Linked DNA regions of Homo sapiens: region 2 is linked to region 1. Evidence: chromatin contacts called from ENCODE Hi-C or POLR2A ChIA-PET data. All regions are on one chromosome and are shown on one strand. The core of a region is the stretch at or near the end of the contact, and the rest is flanking DNA. Distances in the headings are between cores, read along the strand shown.

What was found. Hi-C counts contacts between places; a loop is a spot of excess contacts on that map. ChIA-PET counts read pairs that join two places held with the same protein, here RNA polymerase II (POLR2A). Pooled maps may share reads with other maps.
Region 2: a pooled map shows a loop between it and region 1 (4-fold over the local background). The contact joins the enhancer-like site here to the promoter of CCNYL1 in region 1. A Hi-C loop is called at or near these places in 7 of 50 pooled maps. POLR2A ChIA-PET finds 5 or more read pairs at or near these places in 2 of 52 experiments (CD4-positive, alpha-beta T cell and GM12878).

Annotation. Positions count from the first base shown.
Region 1 is chr2:207,708,339-207,715,458 of GRCh38, forward strand. It overlaps CCNYL1 (cyclin Y like 1), which reads left to right and starts at 3,302. Exons shown (of 10, transcript NM_001330218.2): 1 at 3,302-3,778. The coding sequence starts at 3,559. RefSeq lists enhancers at 2,494-2,693, 2,704-2,753, 3,106-4,102 and silencers at 2,974-3,423, 3,844-3,953, 3,966-4,125.
Region 2 is chr2:207,139,465-207,146,584 of GRCh38, forward strand. All of the region lies in intron 1 of KLF7 (KLF transcription factor 7), which reads right to left. Among named protein-coding and RNA genes, the nearest start is that of KLF7, 23 kb to the right of the region's middle. RefSeq lists an enhancer at 2,818-3,319. Within about 2 kb of position 4,392, at least 30 of the 41 ENCODE cell types and tissues checked have a DNase peak (open chromatin) inside an H3K27ac peak, as active enhancers do; they include CD4-positive, alpha-beta T cell and GM12878, where a contact is called at or near this core.

The sequences.
Region 1 (7,120 bases), core at 2,052-4,551:
CGCCTTGGCCTCCCAAAGAGCTGGGATTACAGGCATGAGCCACCATGCCAGGCCTGTTGTTATTCTGGTTTTAAACAGAAACTTCCTTAATTTTTCCTTACAGAATGTGGCAGAGAGTGCTAGTTGCCTTCCAATATCCGTTTCTTCCTTTTGTATTAGTCACCCTAGCTATATGACTATTGTTTTTTTTTTTTGAGCCTTCCCTGCAGCTAGGTATGGCTATGTGACTAAGCTTTAAGCCAATGATTTGTAAGCACTGTGCTATATGGGCCTTCCAAAATTTTTTCTTTCTTTTCTCTTTTTTTTTTTTTTTTTTGAGACAGAGTCTCACTCTGTCACCCAGGCTGGAGTGCAGTGGCACCATCTTGGCTTGCTGCAACTTCCACCTCCTGGGTTCAAGTGATTCTCCTGCCTCAGCCTCCCGAGTAGCTGGGACTACAGCTGCCACCATGTCCGGCTAATTTTTTTGCATTTTTTTTGGAGACGGAGTTTTGCTATGCAGCCCAGGCTAGAGTGCAGAGGTGTGATCTTGGCTCACTGCATCCTCCGCCTCCATGGTCCTGGTTCAAGCAATTCTCCTGCCTCAGCCTCCTGAGTAGCTGGAATTATAGGCAGGCACCACCATGCCCAGCTAATTTTTGTATTTTTAGTACAGACAAGGTTTGATCATGTTTGCCAGGCTGGTCTTGAACTCCTGACCTCATGATCCGCTTGCCTCGGACCTCCCAAAATGCTGGGATTACAGGTGTGAGCCACCGTGCCCAGCCTTTTTTTTTGTGTTTTTAATGGAGACAGGGTTTTGCCACGTTGGCCAGGCTGGTCTCGATCTCCTGACCTCAGGTGATCCACCCCCCGCTCAACCTCCCAAAGTGCTGGGATTACAGGTGTGAGCCACCATGCCCGGCCCCCAAATTTTTTCTTTCTTTTTCCTTCCTCCACCCTGCTGTCTGGAATGAAGACCCAATAGCTGGAGATCAATAGCCATCCTAGGCCATGAAGGTGGAGGTGATGGCCAATGTTGTCTGTTGACTCCCTTACTGGAAGTTTTGCAGGAACAGGAGCCTTTTTTTATCTTGGTGAAAGCAACATCCCCAGCACTTAAAAAGTATGTGACATGTGCTAAGAGCTCAGGTATTGAATGGATAGTGAACGTATGAGTTAACTCTGGACCTATATAAAGTCTCAGCTTCTTTCACAGAATCAAACTCTTGCTTAATTCAAAGCACATTCCTCCTACTTGCTTCCCTTTGCTCTCCCAGGCTTGCCACTGTTACAGAATTTTTTTTTCTTAATTCTCTCTAATATTCCCTTCATTCAAAATGTTTTAAAATCTATTTCCGTAACAATGCTTCCCAATATCTTCCTGGTTAGCAAGTTTTAAATTCTTCAGTTTTCAAGGTCGTAGATATCTATTTTTGTGTATGTCTGTTGTTAAATGCAGGCATTATTTTGTACCTTAAAATAGGCATCGTCTCAAGTCTACAAGAATCATCCAAAATGGTATCTAATGACATTCCTAGGGTTTCAGACAATTTTTTTTTTCTTTGAGACGGAGTCTTGCTCTGTCGCCCAGGCTGGAGTGCAGTGGACTGATCTTGGCTCACTGCAATCTCTGCCTCCCAGGTTCAGGAGATTCTCCTGCCTCAGCCTCCCTAGTAGCTGGGACTATGGGTGGACGCCACCATGCCTGGCTAATTTTTGTGTTTTTAGTAGAGACGGGGTTTCTCCATGTTGGTCAGGCTGGTCTTGAACTCCTGACCTCAAGCAATTCACCCGCCTCTGCCTCTCTAAGTGCTGGGATTACAGACGTGAGCCACCGCGCCCAACAAGAGCAAAACTCCGTCTCAAAAAAAAAAAAACAAAAAAAAAACAATCCCATTTTGCAGGTTTTATAGAAGAAATTGGGACGCAGAAGTTAAGTTACTTCCGCAAGCTTACATGACTGCTCAGGGTGAGGGTCCCTGATCATGATGATCAGAAAATAAAGGTAGAAATCAAGCTTAGGGAGGAAGTGACATTGTGTGTATATATATATATTTGTTTATTTATTTTTATTTTTATGTTTTATTTTTTTGAAACGGAGCCTAGGTCGCCCAGGCTGGAGTGCAATGGCGCGATCTCGGCTTACGGCAACCTCTGCCTCCCGGGTTCAAGTGATTCTCCTGCCTCAGCCTCCCGAGTAGCTGGGAATACGGGCGCGTGCCACCATGCCCGGCTAATTTTTTGTATTTTTAGTAGAGACGGGATTTCACCGTGTTAGCCAGGATGGTCTGGATCTCCTGACCTGGTGATCCGCCCGCCTCGGCCTCCCAAAGTGTTGGGATTACAGGCATGAGCCACCGCGCCCGGCCGGGATTGTTTTTAAGGGTTAAATAAATATACCACAGTTGGAACACTGTCTGGCACATAGTGCTTGCCAAATGGTAACTATTCATCTTCATGGAATCAAGACTGTGGTGCCCCACTGCATGGTTCTCAGTTTTGCGTGAGAAAATCGTGCTTTCTGTGCTGTTTTTAGTACAAGAAGAGAAACCTGGAAGTCCCTGCCTAGAGGAGAGAAACAGGCAAGAAAAGGGAGTTGGCGAGTCCCAGCATTTCAGAGTTGGCAGGGACGAGTTAGGTCCCTATTTTATGGATGAGGAAGTGGAAGGGTGACGTGTCCTCGAGTCTCATTCAAGACCCACAGCCACAACTCTTTATGGAGAGTAGGACCAGGGCCCCAGGGTTGCTATGATCACGTTGCAGGTGAAAACTAACGCTCATTGGAAGACAGGAGCGGAGCACTGAGTTACAAAAACAGTTAACAATTTGGGTGTAACCAAGTTTAGTGAGCAAACGAAAGCTGTCAGACTCGGAAGAAGAGTTGCTAATGGAGCGAACTCTTTACTAATAACGGCTTTCTACAGAGATCATTGACACAGCTTCCAGTTACAAATGCCCGTGCGCTTCCAGTAGGACCGGAAAGCTCCCAGCAGCCAGCGATGAATGAAAACCCGAGTCTGGGATAGCGGCGTGAGGGGCTGGGCAGCTGCCAGGCGGGGGCGGGGCAGCAGGTCACGTGCCTGGCTTCGAGGCGGGCGCCGGAGGGGGAACTCTGACCATGATTGGTTCCTCCTAACCAGGTGACCGCAGGTCGCGTTCCGGTTGGCAGGCACCGGCCAGGGCCAGCGGCCTTCAGTCGGTAGGCGGCGGCGGAAGGAGGAGGAGCTCCAGCCGCGCTCTCTCCCGGCAGTGGCTGTGCTTCACAGCGCTTGTTGGGTTCCCCACCCCTTTTAAATAAGCCGGGCTGGTCACCGCCCTCGCAGACGAGTCAGCTTAAGGGAGGCGGCGGCAGCGCGGCGGTGGGGGTGCGGCCGAGGCCCGAGCCCTGCCCGGGGCCGGGCCGCGGGGCGGGCGGGCGAACCGCGGGCGAGGCGGCGTCTGCTTGCGCGGTGCAGCCCCAGCGTAGCCCGGGGCTGCCGGTGCCGGCCGCGCCATTGTTGGGGGAGGGGGCGGCTGTTGAGGGCGGCGGAGTAGGGGGCGAGCGAAGGCGGTGGCAGAGAGGAGCGGAGGCTTCCCATGGGGAACACGCTGACCTGTTGCGTGTCCCCCAATGCCAGCCCCAAGCTGGGCCGGCGCGCGGGGTCGGCGGAGCTGTACTGCGCGTCCGACATCTACGAGGCGGTGTCCGGGGACGCGGTGGCGGTAGCGCCCGCTGTGGTGGAGCCTGCCGAGTTGGATTTCGGAGAGGGCGAGGGCCACCACCTGCAGCACATCAGCGACCGCGAGATGCCCGAAGGTAAGGAGGCGGCGGATGCCATCCGCCCTCGGGCTCACCTCTGCCCGCCTCCTCCCCCAGAGTCCCCCGGGAGGCATCCGCCGCCTCGGGCTCCTTCCTGCCGGTAGCCGGCCCCGGGACGAAGGCTGGTTCTGCCTCGCGTCCCCACCCCTTATTCTTGCCCTGCTGCGTCTGGCCAGTTTCTTTTCCTCCTCCTTACCGTAACGCCCAGTTCTTGCTCCCGCTTCCCATTCTCCCAAGCCGGCGTGGGACCCTCTAGTCCGCCGCCCTTCTTGTTTGTAGCTCTGTTCATTGTCTGGTGGGACTTTGCTAAGACTTTTGGGGTATATTGTTTTCCTTTTCTCAATGGAAACTCAAATACCTCAACTTCGGAGTACTCATCCCATTCCCTCCCTTAACCCATCCAGATGGTACCTAAGTGAAGGAACCAGGTAAGGGTCTGATTGTTCCTTCCTCCCATCCGTGAAGATAGCTGATGCCCGCGACAGTTTAGACCCAGATGTTTGAGGATTTCTTATCTAGACTCAAAATAGAGGTTGCCATAGGAGACACTATATGGTATTCCTAATAGGTTAAGTCGGCGTGAAAGAAGCTGCTTTATTCCTTCCAACTATAATTTGAACACAGAAAGAAAGAAAATGGGGGGAGGGGCGTAAAATGACTGTGAAGGGTGTGAGAGGTTATTACCAGGGGTGCAGACAAGTTGTTTTTTTGAGACGGAATCTCGTTTTGTCGCCCGCCCAGGCTGGAGTGCAGTGGCGCGATCTCGGCTCGCTGCAACCTCCGCCTCTCGGTTTCAAGCGATTCCTCTGCCTCAGCCTCCCGAGTAGCTGGGATTACAGGCGTGCGCCACCACGCCCAGCTAATTTTTGAATTTTTAGTAGAGACGGGGTTTCACCATGTTGGTCAGGCTGGTCTCTAACTCCAGAGTTCTTGATCCGCCCGCCTCGGCCTCCCAAAGTGCTGGGATTACAGGCGTGAGCCACCGCGCCCAGAGGTTGTTAACTCAAAGGAGTTTAGCCACGGAGTTCTGATTACTTTAAAATTCCCACGGTGGCAAATACATCTCCAGCCATTCTCCGGTGACTTAACAGACTTCAATACCTCCTTGTTCTAAAAGAGAGGTGGGGTGGTTCATGGTTAGAAGTTTCAAAAGAGACAAAGTATAAATTTAGACTTAATTTATAATGTAATGGTTTGGAAGTTAAAATGCTAGACCCTGCCTGCTCAAGAGTATTTGTTTCCGTGGTTCCCCTTCCTTCCTCCCAATCCTGCCAATAGAATCCTGGTCAAAGATGAGAATGTTGGGGTTCGTCAGACTCTAAACCGTTGAGGTAGGGGTGAGGGGAGAGGAAACGTTTAGTTTTTTGCCTTTAGAATTTTGGAAAGAGATAAGTCTAGGTAAAAATAATTCTGGGTAGCAGCGTGATTCTTGAATAAAAACTAATTCTTTTGAAGTAGAAAAACATTGTATCATAAAGATGTTTAAATCCAGTGGGCTCATTTGTTTCGTATAAATGCCAGAGATTTCATTACTATAGAAGAAATGTGTTAGAACTCTTATATTTAAACTTTGCTTGGACTCTTAATTTCTTTAAAATAATAATTAAGCTTCATGATGGACATGCCTTTGTAACTAGGAACTACTTTACTTACCTTTCGGAATATTCAGACATTGTGAAAGAATGAACAAATATATTATGTGAGTTAATTGATTGTACCTTTATACACAAAGCATGTAAGTGCTTGTGAAAACTTAATGCTCTCTTAGTGGTGTCAGGTAAGCCTCTGAGTGATTTTACACACCAGTTAGTAGATGGGTGGGTGGTGTTGGGTGAGAGCCCCAAATAAGGCTCCCACCCAGTGTACATGAAAATACATACTTTCATGTACATGTAATTTAGCCCTTCCAAAATAAGGCCTGTTTATATTCCCCGTGTTGCTAATGAAGAAATAAAGAGTTAGGTATGTAGAATGACTATGTAAGACAGCCACTGAGCAGAACTAAGGTTCTCAGTTCTCAGACTGACATGGAGGTGAGATATACCAAGTTCAGTTCTTAAAAAACTTTTAAAAATCCAGAATGCATCATGTATTTTACCCATAAAATAGTCCTGTTTTTGAGAACTTACTTCGGTCTTGATTAGTTCCTTTCAAAGTTTATTTTACACGATTCAGAGGCAACACTTACATCTCTTTTTTTTTTTTTTTTTTTTTTTTTTAAGAGAAAGAGTCTCACTGTGTTGACCAGGCTGGCCTCGAACTCCTGGCCTGGGCTCAAGCAGTCCTCCCACCTCAGCCTCCTGAATAGCTGGGACCACGGGCGTGTGCCATCTTGCCTGGCTCCATCTTATGTCTATACATTCATTTCAGTGGATAAGAATAAAAGTAGAGGTAACAAAATGGCCTAAATATACCCATCAAATAAACAGGTTGATAAATTTTAAAGAGTTTGTTCTGGTAACTGTGAATTGAAGCTGAGAATGCACTGGACAGAGGAATATTAGAAGCTGGCAAGAGGGAAGGTAAGGTACCAGGCATTAAGCATGGGATGATGATAAAGAGTGCTAAATCAGAAAAGTTGGAAAAAGAGAATTTGTAAGCACAGAATTTACCATTGTATGTTAGTATGACAGTTACATTTTTATTTCAATTTGTCTCAAAATTTATTTTTGTGGCATTCAATAAAGTGATAATAGAAATCTCCATTTCGGCATTTGCCTATTATTCATAAGTTTCCATAGAAACATGGCCAGAACACCAAATATAAAGTATAGACACATTGAAAGTTTGCTTTTAATATCTTTATTTCAGACAATTTTATATCAGTCTCCCTGGAAACAGAAATTCTTACTGAGATGTAAAACATTTGGCTGGGCATGGTGGCTCACGCCTGTAATCCCAGCACTTCGGGAGGCTGAGGTGGGCGGATCACGAGGTCAGGAGTTCGAGAGCAGCCTGGCCAACATGGTGAAACCCCGTCTCTACTAAAAATACAAAAATTAGCTGGGTGTGGTGGCGGGCATCTGTAATCCCAGCTACTCAGGAGGCTAAGGCAGGAGAATCACTTGAACCCAGGAGGCAGAGGTTGCAGTGAGCTGAGATCGTGCCACTGCACTCTAGCCTGGACAGTGGAGCAAGACTCTGTCTCAAAACAAACAAACAAACAAAAAATTTAGCTTTTCTACAATGAAGAATTATTTTTGTTACTTAGACAAAAATCATACATAAATGACGCTCGGCTTTGTTCTTCAAGCTATTTCTTTTTTTTTTTTTTTTTTTTTTGACAGAGCTTCACTCTTGCCTAGGCTGGAGTGCAATGGCACAAACTTGGTTCAGTGC
Region 2 (7,120 bases), core at 3,142-5,641, 570 kb before region 1:
AAGTTTCTTGGCCACTAACAATTAGGTTTTTTTTTTTCTGGTCCAACCCTGAACTTTCCACCAAGGATCTCAAAACATTCTAAAAATCCAACAAACCATTATCTCTTAGTACCTTGGAAAAACAAGGATTCCTGATGAAGATTTTGGATCTTCTCAAGTTGGAAACCATCAGATCCCAAACTTCATTTCATAAGCTTTTCAACTACATTTCTCTACGTAATCTCTCCTGGTGAGACTGGGGCAAATAGTCTTGGTTTTGACAACACCCTTAATTATGCAATTTCCGAGTTCTCTCTGGTCATTGCAAGTCTTGGTTGAATTGTTAAAAGCAAATGGGATTTCAGACATTTCAACCTGTCAACATCAAGTGTAGTCATTGAGAGGAAAACAGATAGAATTAGAATCATTTTTTAAGATCTTTTTTTTCTTTTCTGAGACAAGAGTCTTTCTTTTTTGAGACAGTCGCCAGGCTGGAGTGCAGTGGCGCAATCTCAGTTCACTGCAACCTCTGCCTCCCAGGTTCAAGCGATTCTCCTGCCTCAGCCTTCCGAATAGCTGGGACTATAGGTGCCCGCCATCACACCCAGCTAATTTTTGTATTTTTAGTAGAGATGGGGTTTCACCATGTTGGCCAAGATGGTCTCAATCTCTTGACCTCGTGGTCCGCCCACCTCGGCCTCCCAAAGTGCTGGGATTACAGGCATGAGCCACTGGGCCTGGCCTGTTTTTTTAAGATTTGAATTGAGAAAACTTATAAACACAATTTATTGAAGACCTTATTTTGGTTATTTGATTAATACCAAATACATAGAAACTCAAATTTATATAATTTTTAAAGGGGGGATTTGAACCTGCTATCCAACATTTTAAAAAACATTTTCTAATTTTAATAAATATGAAAATACAAATTGGACTAAATAAGTCAACATTTTTCTCCCAGTCCTTAGAGACTAATGCATTTTCCAACACCAGTATCATATATCACCCATCCCTTTTGTTCAAAACAGAAAATGCAGTGAGGAAAAAAAAGCATGTAAGAAATAGAAGCAACAAGAGGAGTAAAAATAGGAGCAATGGAAAACAGATGAACAGTAAGCATCTCATTCTTGTATAAAAATCTTGGATGCCAGTAGCTGCTCCCATCAGTAACACACCTCTAACCAAGAGGATCATCAAACTCTGGGAAGCAGATCACCTCAAGGGCACAATTTACACTTGGCCCTGCTCCCTACATGGAGCCTAAACATTAAAGTAGTTGTGTCTATAATCACCTGTTAGTAACAGACTAAAAAGAAGGGTGGGCCAGTGGGTGAGGAAGACTATTGTGATTCAGAAATGTATGCTGGTAGAAGACCATCTCTGTTAAAAGCAGGCAATTAAGTATCTCATTGTAAAGGGTACCTGATCCGTCTTGGACACCAAATCCTTCAACTTTGAGACTTTTTGTAAGTATGTAAAATAAAAGACAATGTGGAGTCATGGAGAGAACACAGACAAAAGTCAGGATGACTTCTGCCTGCTCCTTCTACATAATTAGCTCTATGCGTTTCCTCAAGTCATCTCATCTTCAGTCTCTGGTTTCTTTATCAAGAAACCAAAAGTATTAGTATATATATAGAGATATATAAAATGGACTATATATATATCCTTCCCAATGGTATGAAAATCCTCCGTGAATATAATAAATTTCTCATGACCAAATCTTGTTTGCTTAGGGAACCAGGGTATGAGGAAAATGGAATTCCCTACTCTGATCCCTCTGCTTATAGCAGTGCCATGCTCCAGGTATCTCAATTTCAGACTCTGGACTGCAGTTTCTGCTCAGTCTCCTAGACAAGGTCCCATGATACAAGACCACATACTTGTCCTTAGGGTGCTGCAGTAGGTAGATGCTATTTCTGAGGATGCTTTCCTCTAAAAGGTAACACATCTTCCCATAAATCTAGGTTAGGAATCAAACTCAAACACATTCAGGGACTAGGAGCATAACATACATTAGTGAAACAGTCAAGGAATATGACAATAATGAGGGGTGGGGACTGTGGTAAACTGGATAGCACATGCCATCTAAAAGGGGAAGTTGGTACATAGCACCAGCTCATCGATATCATGTAGAAAACAGAGGTCCAGAGTTGGCAAGTGTTTTTAAAGGAAGCCCAAATCTTTTGGGGTTTATGTGGAATCTCTCCAATTGTTTCAATGTTGGCAATGAGTATTAAAAAGTTAGAGTGCGTGAGACAAGCAAAGGGCCCACAGCTGCCAGTCTGAGCCTTCTGTTTCAAATGAAAGCAGAGGCAAAAGAAAAAAACAGAGGCATATTTGGGCAGTTCTTTCTTCCCTGTGGATCCAAATTATGGTATAACTGTCTCTTAGGGTAGTTATCAGCTGGAGAACCTTAAGCCTCACGTCCCACAGTTTCCCTAAGAAATCCCTTATTTGAGGAGAGACCCAGCTGAAGGAAATAATGATGAGCTGCACTTTCATTCGGCCCTGCTCAGCTCCTCCTGCCCCGCAGTACTCGGCTGGAATCCCTGCTCTCAATAAGAATCTTGTCACAAGAATGAGAAATCTGTAGAGAAGGCACCATGAAATGTCAAGCAGGAAGAGGCAAGAGCTCTGACAAATCCAATGAGCCTTGAGGTCTGGCACCAAGCTTTAAACTTCTTTTGGGCATAATCAATAGCTGCTCAATAAATACTTCTTCAATGAATTTTTTAAAAATCTTGATTAGGAGCTACTATTATTTTTCATTGCATGCTCTTCACTGAGGTGACTGGGAGATTGGTAGATTTTGCCCAATAAGATAATGAATGCCTGGGGAGAAAAAGCTCTGCTAAGATAAACAGGTGACACCTGTTTGAACTCTGATGGCCTTTCAGGGCAGGGTCTGTTATCTTGTACTTCTTTCAAATTAATTCAACAGTTATTTACTGAGCTTCCACTTTATATAGGACATTGTGCTGGAGACTTCAAGCGATTCTAGAGCTCAATATCTGCCTACAAGGTGCTCATGGTATCACAGGAAGAGAGGGATAGAAATACATGCAATTCAAGATAACACAGCACATGCGACTAAGCACTAGGCTGAATGAAGTGGTATGGCAACACAGAGAAGGAACCCACTCACTCTCCCTGCAGAGGTCAGTGAAGGCCTTGTGAAGAAGTCACATTTGAAACAGACCTTGGCAAATGAGTGAACTTTTGCCAAGTGGAGAAAGGGAACAATGACATTCTAAAAAGTGCACACAGTGTGAGCAAGGGTGTAGAGAGGTGAAAGCCCCACTGTGTGTCTGGAAAAGGATGAGCAGTCTAGGATTCTGATGAATGGGGTACACATTACGGAGGAGCAAGAAATGCATGCCCTCGGGCCTAAAAAATGTCTTCTATTTTTGGCTGACAATTACATTGGTGGTTTGCTCTGGGTTAAGCTTTGCCAACGCACTTCTAAAAGGCAGTAGCTGTTTCTCTAGATCTTCAGTGATAACTCAGGGAAAGATTAAAGAGCTCAAAAGATATTAGTGAAACCCAGTAGCCGTATTAATGTTGCCCAGTGATATTCCTGAACCTAAATGTCAAAGAAATCATTCAAGGCATTTTCTTTTTCAGACTGATACTCCCAATTTAGAAAACAACACAACAACAAAAACATAACAAATCAAAATGAGGACAAAACCCAAAAAGATGGAAATAAATACTATCAAAAAAAATCTTAGCTAAAATACAATGCCACTGGATTAAGCACAGAATTAAACTCATCTCTGATTTGCCTGGTAGCTGAAGCAAAAAGATCAACAATGAGTTAGGAAATTCTCATCATCAAATAAAAGAAACGTCAGTTCCTCAGAGATCAGTTGATCTTCACACGTAAAGTTTAAAGTAAAAGGAGGAGGAGGAGAAGAAAATGAGGAAGAGGAACAAAAGAAATGACATGAAAAAAAAAAATCCCTCCATTTACCAAAAAAAAAAAAAAGTTAAACTGTTTCTATTTAAAACCCTCAAGTATTTTGTCAGTTGAGGGAACTGAAGGTTCGGAGTCTGGGTATGTTTTTCTGCTTTGTAGCCTCTCTCTGTTGATGTTTTTCTGGCTTTCTAAGCAAAAAGGAAACCTCACCCATTCCTGTAGACATGCATTTATGACCACATTCTCCTGGCCAGTAACCCTCAGTGGCTCGTGGAGGCTCTCTCAAGGGTGGCATGTCAGGCAAATGGATTTGGCTATGGAGCTACTGCTTCTGTGGCTACTACTCAGATTCAACGCAGGCGCCTTCAGCGAGGGCTCCAGGGCAAGGCTCACTCATTAAGGACAAAATGTGCAGGCACATTTGACCTTTGGAAATCCAGCCCTGGTCTGAAGCTTCCAGATTCAAAACAAAAGCTTCAGGGCCGGAAAGAGAGTTAGAGGAGGCACACTTCCTAGCTTGGGGCCCATCCCCCACACATTCCCCCTGTGACTGAGAGGCTCACAAAACCAATAGAGCAGCATTATTAACTCTGCAATATCATAAGAGAGGGCTTCGCTCTCTGCCTTGGTGGAGAGAGAGAGGCCAGGGGAGGGGCAGGCTGGCTCCAGGGGAAAGCATGCTTCATTAGAGTCTTAACTCAAGGGAGGCAACTGCTTGTGTAAGCGCAACAGATGAACGCAATGTAGAGAGGCTCCCATAAAAACCCTGGCCCTGGTCTAGGAGTCGTCACAGCGGGGGGGAGAAAAAAAAAAAAAAGCATAGCTAGACTGAGCAAAGGCTGGGTGGCAGAGAGCTGTCATTTGGCATAGACTTCCAAAATGCCAGCAAGTGAAAAGTCATGTCAAGGGACTAACCTAAGGCAGAAGTTTTAAATGTGTCATACAAATGGGATGCTCCTTCATCTGCAGTCACAAATTTTAAAGCATCCACTGTCAATCATTTTTCACTCTGTTTTCTTGGGTTACCGACAAGTACCCAAATGAACACTTATACATTTTTTCACCAGAACGAAATAATAGCTCTACTTCATGAAAATGACACCACCAACCCTATCCTTGTGTTCCTTCTGATTTGCCTAGGACTCCCACCCAGCTGGGTCACTGTTTCCCTCTCATAGGTCATATGACCCAAGCCAACTGCCTCTATCACCAACTCCCATGATACCCAATGAACACAGGGTGGCTCAGTCTTCCCCTTTCTTTGAAGATCTGTGCTGGTCTTTCGGTCATCCTGCCACTATCCCCAAGCAGCTTCCATATCTGTCATTTCAGGGCAGCAAATCTGCTGACATTAAAAGTAAACCAACTAAGTTTTCAAACACATCTTAGTCCCCAAATCCTTCCTCCAGTCATGCAGATCAAGTAAATGTCTTATCTTTATGAAGTCGTGGTTGGCTTCAGCTTCTCCAATTCTGGCGTTTGATTCTAGATAGAAGGTTAAGTACCCCCTGTTGCACATCAGACTTGCATCAATTCAATCCATTTGCTGTTAAAGAAGCATCACACTTCCCAGAAAGGTTTTTTTCCCCTTTAGCCACATACCAAGCCAGAATCAGACAAATGCAGCCTGAAGTATTTTTAGTTATTATTCACATTTGTCAACAGGGACAGTGACAACTCACCAGTCCGTTCTGGGGCAGAACTTAAGGAATGGAACTCTCGTATCTATATTGTAAAAACGAATTGCCACCACTGATGACCATAACTACCTGCTGCTTACATGTATACAGACTTTGTTAGGAAATACTGTGCAGTAACGTATCATTAAGACCTTACTGGCAGGCTCAGTCAAAATCTCTTATTTGACATGATTTAATATGTAACATGGAAAGACCCAATAACTTTTCCTATTCTTCACTCATTTTTTTCCAATGGAAGAAATACTACAAATACACTAAGAAAGAAGTTGAGAGTTTCTTTTAATGAACCTTTAAACAATAATACATCTATTCAACACTGGCAATATACCTACTATATAAAGTATGACAACTTTTTTGCTTAGCAAGATGAAAATTACAGGTAGATACATGGATGGGAAGTTATCAAACCCAAAAAGAGACTAATCATAAATGAAATACAGGTGTCAGTTGTAAGTGTTCTCAATGTCTGTTCCATTTTAGATTCCTTTTGAGTGGTAACTGTAAACTTTCAGGAAAAGTTTTTGAGAAGAATATTTTTGGGAAGATGAGTAGAAATATTCCTTCATTATGTCAGATGTGACTGTGAATGTCACTAAGGAGTATTCTTTCCTGGCACCCTAATCTTTCCCTTATTTCCCAATCACAATTTAAACTTCTGTGCCTATTTATCTTCCAGGTCCACCTCTAGACTTTAAGTTCCACAAGAGCATGGGCAATGTCAGGTTCACCACTGCATCCTCAGCACCTAGCACAGTGTGGGGCACACAGAAGGACCCCAGGAAAGGAAGAAAGAGATAAGGAATGAGGAAAGGAAGGAGAAGGGTGGAGAAATTAAGTGAATGAACTAAAGAAAGAGAACCAAAAAATCACCAAAGAGAAATAAATTATAGCGATGAAATTGAGCATTCTCTACTTCCTTCTCAAGAGTTGCAATGGTTTATTATGAACGAGTGTGACCATTCTAATGTCTTCATCCCTTGCTGATGGGTGATGGACCCTGCTCCAGCAAGGGCCAGTCAACTGCAGGACTACAAGTAAATAACATTCTGATATAAAGTGACCAACAGGCAAGTGGACAGGTGAATACATAAAGCACAAAGCCCTCTATGCAGCCAGGGTGTTTTTGAGATTCTCCTGTTCTCATCTCTTCATACATATCACCCTTCCTTCCATTGAAGCTACCATGTATATTCCCCACATTCTCTCCATTTTCTCTTGCAGGTTACTTTGGGGGAATTCAAGACACACTAGAATTAAGCATATCTTAGATCACTCCCCTCCCCTGAGGACTCCCAGTCACTTTCTGGCCTATGCTCTTCAAGTACCAAGGCCTGGAACAATATGGATTTGCCCCCTTCCCCTGAGTCAGACCAATATAAAGCTGTCACTGCTGCTTCCCGTCTTGCTTTCTGCACCAGACCCCTTTCCCTTGCTTTATGGGATCCTCCCCTTTACCTCCTCTGGAATATTCCCTTCTCTCAGTCTTCCTTCTCCTTAGGGGACCCTTTCTGTTGTCCTG